2 separate regions of the Homo sapiens genome follow, and region 2 is linked to region 1. A link is an interaction called in ENCODE POLR2A ChIA-PET data of the cell type or tissue named here. Cell type or tissue: B cell. All regions are shown on one strand.

Region 1 (4,000 bases):
CCCCGGCCGGGGTGGATTGGATTTGTCTTTGGTGAACATTGCAATAGAAATCCAATTGGATACGACAACTTGCACGTATTTTAATAGCGTCATAACTAGAACTGAATTTTGTCTTTATGATTTTTAAAGAAAAGTTTTGTAAATTTCTCTACTGTCTCAGTTTACATTTTGTATATTTGTATTTAAATGAAAGTGAGACTTTGAGGGTGTATATTTTCTGTGCAGCCACTGTTAAGCCATGTGTTCCAAGGCATTTTAGCGGGGAGGGGGTTATCAAAAAAAAAAAAATGTGACTCAAGACTTCCAGAGCCTCAAATGAGAAAATGTCTTTATTAAATGTAGAAAGTGATCCATACTTCACCTTTGAAGGATTGGTTGTATTTACCCACATCTATCTCTGGAGCCATTTCCTCACATTGGTGTCACCCTTCTGTCGGCTTGGAACAATCTGAATTAAATGTTCCAGACACACGTGGGACTTCCCCCTCCCAGCCAGAATGTCCTCTCCTGGGGCCCTCGGAGTCGCCTAGGCTGAGCCCTTCTCCTCGAGGGGCACGCCGAGCCACTGTCGCACCCACCTCTGTCTGCTCTTCCTTCAGGAAGGCGGCTGGCACGCGGATCTAGGTGTTTGCAGCCTGGTGGGCGATGGGCCTCTTTCCTTCTAAGCAGGTCCTGACTGCTAAAGCCAGTCATTTGCAAGAGGTTTGCATTGGGGGATTTTTGCTCTATTTTTAACAGAAGCATAGGACCGTAAAGATGTGTCATGAAACCCCAAGTGTCCCAAAGCCTCGGGGCCCACAGGAGCATCGGGAAGTGAGGCAGTGCGCTCATCCTGACGGAGCAGCGTCGTGTCTGTAGCGGGGAGGGAGGCTGGCCCAGGGGCCCGGCATGTTCCTGAAGCGTTCACAGGGTTTTGAGACCTTCACAGCCCCATCAATGTGCTGGCCCATGTGGCATGGATGGGGTAGTCTCTCTGGGCAAATGAGAGGCCCAAGGAGAGACCAAGCCACCAAAGGGCTCAAGACAAAGTCACTGTTCCTTCCCCAGGAAGGTGGGGCAGAGGCAAGATCTATCGGACATTTCAAAGTTTCAGGCAGGAGCTCCTAGAGGACTTGGTGGCTTTGCCAGCCCAGGGGCCTCTGAAGGCAGCCCCCAGACCCTTGTAGCAGGGCTGTCCATCCCCAGGGAGCAGCTGGCCACCTCCTCCTGCCTCGAAGAAGTGACCAGGGGCCAATCTGCTCCCACCTCCCGTCCAGGACAGGGTGAACATTTGACCTCACTGTCCCCTGCCCGGCTGAGTCCCTGATGTCTGACTGTGCCACCCAGCAGCTGCCAGGGTCTCTCACCATGTGGACCCTGCCCTAGCTGCAGCTGCACCTCCTGTCAAAAGTGCAGACTCGCAGGTTCCACCCCAAACCACAGAATGGGAATGCCTGGGAGCCCACCCCTGCTGTGGGCTCTCAGCGGGGCTTTGGGGGTGATCATCCCAAACACATTTCTCTGGATGACGCAGGCAGCATTGGAGCATGAGCCGTGGGGAGGACAGTCGTGAGCACACCAGCTGTGAGGCCCGGTTTCCATGCCTAACCCCCGGACTCTACCCCTGGGTCCTGGGGCGTACCGCTAAAAGGGTCCTGGCCTTTGGGACTGATCATTTTGAGGCCCTTTTACAAAGAAATGGGGGAGAAGAAATAGCTGGGCTTCCCTCAAATCTTTTTAATGTGCAGTATTTTTTTGTTCAAGACCAGCTCTTGTTTTATGAGGCTCCTTCCATTACCTTTCTTGGGCTGAATGCAAAACAAATACAGCCACATTCAAGTCTTCCAAGGAAGTAGAAAACTCTTTGAATGGTATCTTAAGATCCTTAAGCTCTTGCTGAACTTCCTTTTTCAATGAAAAGAAGGACCATCATCCTAGGATGGTCACCAGCCCAAGCCACCACCCCAGCCACCCATCCAGGAGGTTGGTTCCTTTTGCCCAGTTCATAGCAGCTCAGTCCTTACCAGATGGATTCTTGGTGTTGGGAAGCAGCCTCTTTTTATTCCTGAAAGGCAATGCCCTGTCCGTTTGCAGTAGAGAATCCCCAGGGAGCAAGAAAGATGACAGAAGTGTGGCTGCCGTGTTTCTAGGTCATGAGAGCTCTGGCGATACTACCACAAGGCCTGCACGTGGACTCTATGATAACTTGAGTCTTCCATCATGTTTGCCACCAGCCCTCCCTGAGTGCCCAGAGGAGATGGGGGCAGAGTCACTTGGCCTACTAAAGCCTCCTGTTCCTTCTGGCTCATGCATTGCTTTGTGGTAAGAGAAAGGAAGTCTTTAGAACAGCGCCTGGGAATCAGCCCTTCTCCCTACTGAGTCCCCAGTCCTGTCCCTTCCCTGACTCGCTCCTCCTCCAACCTTGGTTTCTATAGCTGCATTTTTTTTTTTTTTTTTTTTTGAGACAAGATCTCATTGTGTTCCCCAGGCTGAAGTGCAGTGGCATGATTCTGGCTCACTGCAGCCTCAAACTCCTGAGTCCAAGCTATCCTCCTGCCTCAGCCTCCGAGGTAGCTGGGACCATAGGCGTGCACCACCATACTCAGCTAATTTTTAAAATTTTTTGTAGAGATGGGGGGGGGGTCTCCCCATGTTGCCCAGGCTGGCCTCGAATTCCTGAGCCCAAGCTATCCTCCTGCCTCAGCCTCCCAAAGTGCTGAGGTTATAGGTGTGAGCCACTGTCCCTGGCCTATACGGTCATTTTTTAAAAGATATTTTAAAATTAAAAGCAAACAACACTGTCCACCCATCTACCTGTCCAGGATAAGGCATATTTGGACGGTGAACGGATTTACTCTCGTTCATGCATTTGAGCGCTTCACAGAAGAGTCTTTCTTGCTCCAGGCATGACATTTTTTTTCACCAGACGTTCACTGACTTCGTGACTTTGAGGTGAGACATGGGATCTCTCAGAAGCGTCTCTGCATCTGCATTTCAGGAGATGAGCTGCTGTCCCTGGTGGACAGAGGCGGTCTCTGCCATGGTCACCATGATGCCCTACAAGTGTTTATTGAGTCCCCTGGGGGGCACCCAGAATACCACCCAAAATAGCAAGAAGACCCGGTCCCCGCCTTGCGGACGATGCACTCACATGCCACAGCAACCCATTCTCGCCTCTTCCTTGGCCGGGAACCCGGGGCTCTAGGGCTGCTCGCTGCTGCTGTGGCCTGCGCAGCCACGGGAGGCTTCCTGAAAGGCATTGCTCGGAGGGGCGGGGGCGGGGAGGCCTAGCCTGCCCCACAGACACAGCTGTGAGGCCTGGGTCATACACATACCAGCAAGCAGCTGCCGAGACAAATGGTGGTGGGAAGTCCTGGGAACACACACAGCCTTTGCATTGACAGCACAAGTAGGATCAGAGCCCAGGTGAGCCCCTGAGGATACCGAGGCCTTCCCTCCCTGAGGCCCGCAAGTCTCCATGCGTCTCCCGGGAGCCTGGCCCCGCTGCAGAAATCCCTTCTCTTCCTCCACACCCTGTCCTTTCCCCAAAGGCTCGTGTTATCAGTTCCAGCTACCCATCGACTTTCCCACCGAGCCGCTGCCCTCAAAACGGAGGGGGCACCGCAGCCTCCTTGAGCCTGGCATCCCAGGCCTTGCCAAAGGGGACGGTGGCTTCCTGGATAATTGGAAATCTCTGAGAAGAAGAGGAAACACCTGAGTGACACTCAGCTGTCCTCTGGGGTCCCCTGGTGTGCATGCACGTCCTCCTGAATACCTGTACTTCCAAGAGGTGGTCTCCTGTTTTCATAACCCAACACTCTGAGATAGGATCTTCCAACTTTTTAGCCCCGGCTGTGGAAAGATAGTGAGTATGAAGTCTTTGTGCATTTGGAAGTGACATCGCTGTGTGGATTATGAATACAGAGAGCTGCCATCTTCCTGATCACAATAGACCACGATTGCAAAGCCTCCTCTCCCAGAGACCCCTTCTGCGCCTGCCCTCCCCACCCACCACCCAGCT
Region 2 (4,000 bases), 170 kb before region 1:
CGGTGTTCTGGGCAGGCTAGGAGGCCGCACCTGACCTGCCTGTGGCTCTCTTCCCACTGTGGGGGTCAGAAGATGGTGGCTGCCTATGTGCATGTCACAGATCCTCACTTCCAGCTGGTGGATGTAGGATCTGAGGCCCAGAGAGGGTTGGTGACTTGGCCATAGTCACACAGCCACCTGGATAGAGATGAGTGGTGAGTGGTGAACCCGGAGAAACATGGCTTCTTGCCTCCTTGGTCTTTGTGCACGGGCCTCCCGCTTCCCGAGTCTCTCCTGGCCCAGCAGTGGTTTGCTGAAGGCTGTTTTATTTTAGGCACCGGCTGAGCTACCTCTGATCTTGTTGGGTTAGCCTAGGTGTGGTTCTTTGGTTTTTCAGTTTGTATAACCATGTTCTTTGTTCAGCTCCTATCAGGGTTAGGGAGGTCAAACACCTATGTGTCAGGATACGCCTGACACACACTATTTAAAACTCACACTGTTTTAAATGTATAGTATTTAAAACTTTATGGTCAGCTGTACTTACCGGCTGAGTACAGAACTAGGAAAGCTGGTGGCTACTTGCAAGGAGCAGCTGCTTAGTAGCGGAGGTTGAGTAATAAGGACCCCAGTTGCTGAACAGCTCCTGGAAGACTATCTGTTCCCGGCTGGGCGTGATGGCTCAAGCCTGTAATCCCAGCACTTTGGGAGGCCAAGGCGGGTGGATTGCCTGAGCTCAGGAGTTCGAGACTACCCTGGGTAACATGGTGAAACCCTGTCTCTACTAAAAATACAAAAATTAGCCAGGCATGTTGGCGGGTGCCTGTAGTCCCGGTGACTCGAGAGGCTGAGGCAGGAGAATCGCTTGAACCTGAGAGGCGGAGGTTACAATGAGCTGAGATCATGCCGCTGCATTCCAGCCTGAGTGACAGAGCGAGATTCCGTCTCAAAAAAAAAAAAAAAAACAAAAAACAACTCTGTCCCCTTCTCCCTGTGGCCGTCACCTCTAACCTCTACGGCTGTTATTCTGGTTCAGTCTCATTTCTTCTCTCGGACTTTTGCAATAGCCCCTAAAATGCTGTCCTCCTGGTTTTGCTGACATCGTGACGATTTTAAAGCTGCATCTGACCATTTCCTTTTCACAAAGTGGTTCTCACTTCTGCCTCTAGAAGGCAGGCACTGTCTTCCCTTCCCAGGTACCCCGCAATCCAGCCATTCCCAAGGACTCACACAGCCCTTGGAAACCTTTCTGCTTAGAATGTTGTCCTGTCCTCTTCTGCTTGGTGGCTACCTACTTGTCCTTCCGAGTCCCTCTGAGACATCCCACCTCCGGGGAGCCTTCTAGATTCCTTGGGCTGGGTTTCCCCTTCTGTGTGTGTGTAGCCTTCTGCTCACATCGGTCCTGCAACAGCCCTGTGTTGAGACATAATCATCTCTTCCTTGTTTGTCTCATCTTCTGGGCTGGGCTCCTCTAAGGAGGGGCTGCTTTCCATCCTTGTGTTCCTGGCAGCAAAGCCACTGCCTGTCCAAGTCAGAGACAGGAGCATGATTATTCAGTGAATGAGCCCAGGATGGAGTGAGGAGGATTGTGGGAGAACAGGAGGGTCAGACAGATTGTTCTGTAGTGGTGGCTTTGCAGAGGGGCAAGACTTCTGCAAGTCAGTCCTTGAGGGATGAGCGGACATTAGATTGGTAGGTGAATTTGGGATGGGGGATGTGCTAGAGGCCCCAGAGCCAGCCGCAGGGTATGGGGTGATCTGGCTGGTTGTACATTTTTCTCCATGATCTTCATGTTTCGTGTAGACTGATCCCTTCTACTTTCTGAAAGCTGCCATTGGAGGTGAAGCAGGGCTCCTTTGGATTTGCGGTATCACCAATTCGGCAGGAGATGCAGTGAAGCTACACCCAGCTAGACCCATTTAGCTACACCCAGGGTTGGGCGTTCAGCCTGGCATCCTTGGAAAAACAGGTCTGGGTGCAGGCTCCCTGTGGCCACTGGCAGGATCCTTTGTTCAGTCTGGAGCTGGGTGTGATGGTGTGACCACGGCTGCCTCGGGCGCTGGTGGGTGCAGAGCTGCTTCCTGGAGCCAGGAAGGAACTGCTGCTGCTGCCTCCTCCTCCTCCTCTTCCTCCTCCTCCTCTTCCTCCTCCTCCTCTTCCTCCTCCTCCTCTTCCTCCTCCTCCTCTTCCTCCTCCTCCTCCTCTTCCTCCTCCTCTTCTTCCTCCTCTTCCTCCTTCTCTTCTTCCTCCTCCTCTTCCTCCTCATCCTCCTCCTTCTCTTCTTCCTCCTCATCCTCTTCCTGATCCTCCTCCTTATCCTCATCCTCCTCCTTCTTCTCTTCTTCCTCTTCATCCTCTTCCTCATCCTCCTCCTTATCCTCATCCTCCTCCTTCTTCTCTTCCTCCTCATCCTGCTCCTTATCCTCATTCTCCTCTTTATCCTCATTCTCTTCCTTCTTCTCCTTTTCCTCCTCATCCTCCTCCTCCTTCTGCTCATCTTCTTCCTCCTCCTCCTCTTCTTCTTCCTCCTTCTTTTCCTCCTCTTTTTCCTCCTTCTCCTCCTCTTCCTCCTTCTCCTCCTCTTCCTCCTTCTTCTCCTCCTCTTCCTCCTTCTCCTCCTCTTCCTCCTTCTTCTCCTCCTCTTCCTCCTTCTCCTCCTCCTCTTCCTCCTTCTCCTCCTCTTCCTCCTCCTTCTCCTCTTCCTCCTTCTCCTCTTCCTCCCTCTCCTCATCTTCCTCCTTCTCCTCCTCTTCCTCCTCCTCTTCCTCCTCCTCCTCTTCCTCCTCCTCCTCTTCCTCCTTCTCCTATTCCTCCTCCTCCTCTTCCTCCTTCTCCTCCTATTCCTCCTTCCCCTCCTCTTCCTCTTCCTCCTCCTTCTCCTCCTCTTCCTCTTTCTCCTCCTCTTCCTCCTTCTCCTCCTATTCCTCCTTCTCCTCCTCATCCTCCTTTCTTCCTCTTCCTTCACAAACACATGGTGCCTCGGCTTCACAGGGATAGCCCCCATGTTCATCTGCTCATTGCTTCTGGGTTGCTGCCTTGGGCAGGTGGCTATTTTGGGGTCTTTCAGATAATTTAAAAAAACCCAATACCCTAAACCTCCCCAAACCTAATTCTCACCCTCAGGGCCTAAGTACATTTGAAATTGCACACAAACTTAAGGTTGCTGTGTGCTAGATGGGATGCGGTGAGGGACAAGGCTCTCCAATCATAGTTTTTCCTAGGTGTCTGTGAGGGATTGGTTCCAGGACCTCCTGAGGATACCAAAATCTGCAGATGCACAAGTCCCTGACAGAAAATGGTGTCATATTTGCATATAACCTATACACAGCCTCTGGTATATTTTAACTCATCTCTAGATATAATGTAAATGCTATGTAAATAGTTGCTATACTGTATTGTTTAGGGAATAATGGCAACAGAAAAAGTCCATACATATTCAGTACAGATACAGTTTTTTTTTTTTTCTGAATGTTTTCAATCCATGGTTGATTAAATCCACAAATGCAGAGCCCGTGGATATGGGAGGCCAACTGCGTGTTGACTTTATGTTTTACAAAGCACCCTCTAATCATTGAATACTGGGAAACTTCAAGCTCTGGGCCAGGCACTGCACTCAGCATTTGGTGGCTTCATCTCCTGTCATATTCTGGAGCCGTATGAACAAGAATTTTCCCATCTTATAAATAAAAGAGCGAAGACCTGAAGAAGTTATGTATAAGCTGTTGTTTAAGGTTATGCAGCCAGGAAGTGGCTTACTCTCTTTGAATCTTACCCCATTCTTGTGAAACAGGTGGAGGACATATTTTTATCTCCCATTTAACAGACAAGAGACTTGAGGTGGCTGGATGCCGTGGCTCACACCTGTGATTCCAGCACTTTGGGAGGCTGAGGTGGGTGGATCACTTGAGGTCAGGAGTTTGAGACCAGTGGGTGCTTTTCTCTGGCGACGCCCAGTCTGTTTCATTAGCTAACAGATGCTAAGCTCTACCATGGGATAGTTGTAAAACCTTGAATGCAAAGCTTG

What was found. ChIA-PET counts read pairs that join two places held together with the same protein. Peaks named below come from ENCODE experiments on the same cell type or tissue, not always from the same donor. Only the 100,000 strongest peaks of a DNase experiment are listed, where the experiment ranks them.
Region 2: POLR2A ChIA-PET joins it to region 1 with 5 read pairs; 3 of 35 experiments call an interaction of 5 or more read pairs at or near these places.

The regions. Positions count from the first base shown.
Region 1 is chr10:119,455,265-119,459,264 of GRCh38, forward strand. It overlaps GRK5 (G protein-coupled receptor kinase 5), which reads left to right. Exons shown (of 16, transcript NM_005308.3): 16 at 1-4,000. Among named protein-coding and RNA genes, the nearest start is that of MIR4681, 79 kb to the left of the region's middle. In B cell, no CTCF peak of the experiment used is centred here; no DNase peak of the experiment used is centred here.
Region 2 is chr10:119,289,423-119,293,422 of GRCh38, forward strand. All of the region lies in intron 1 of GRK5 (G protein-coupled receptor kinase 5), which reads left to right. Among named protein-coding and RNA genes, the nearest start is that of GRK5-AS1, 48 kb to the right of the region's middle. In B cell, no CTCF peak of the experiment used is centred here; no DNase peak of the experiment used is centred here; H3K27ac peaks cover 2,285 bases.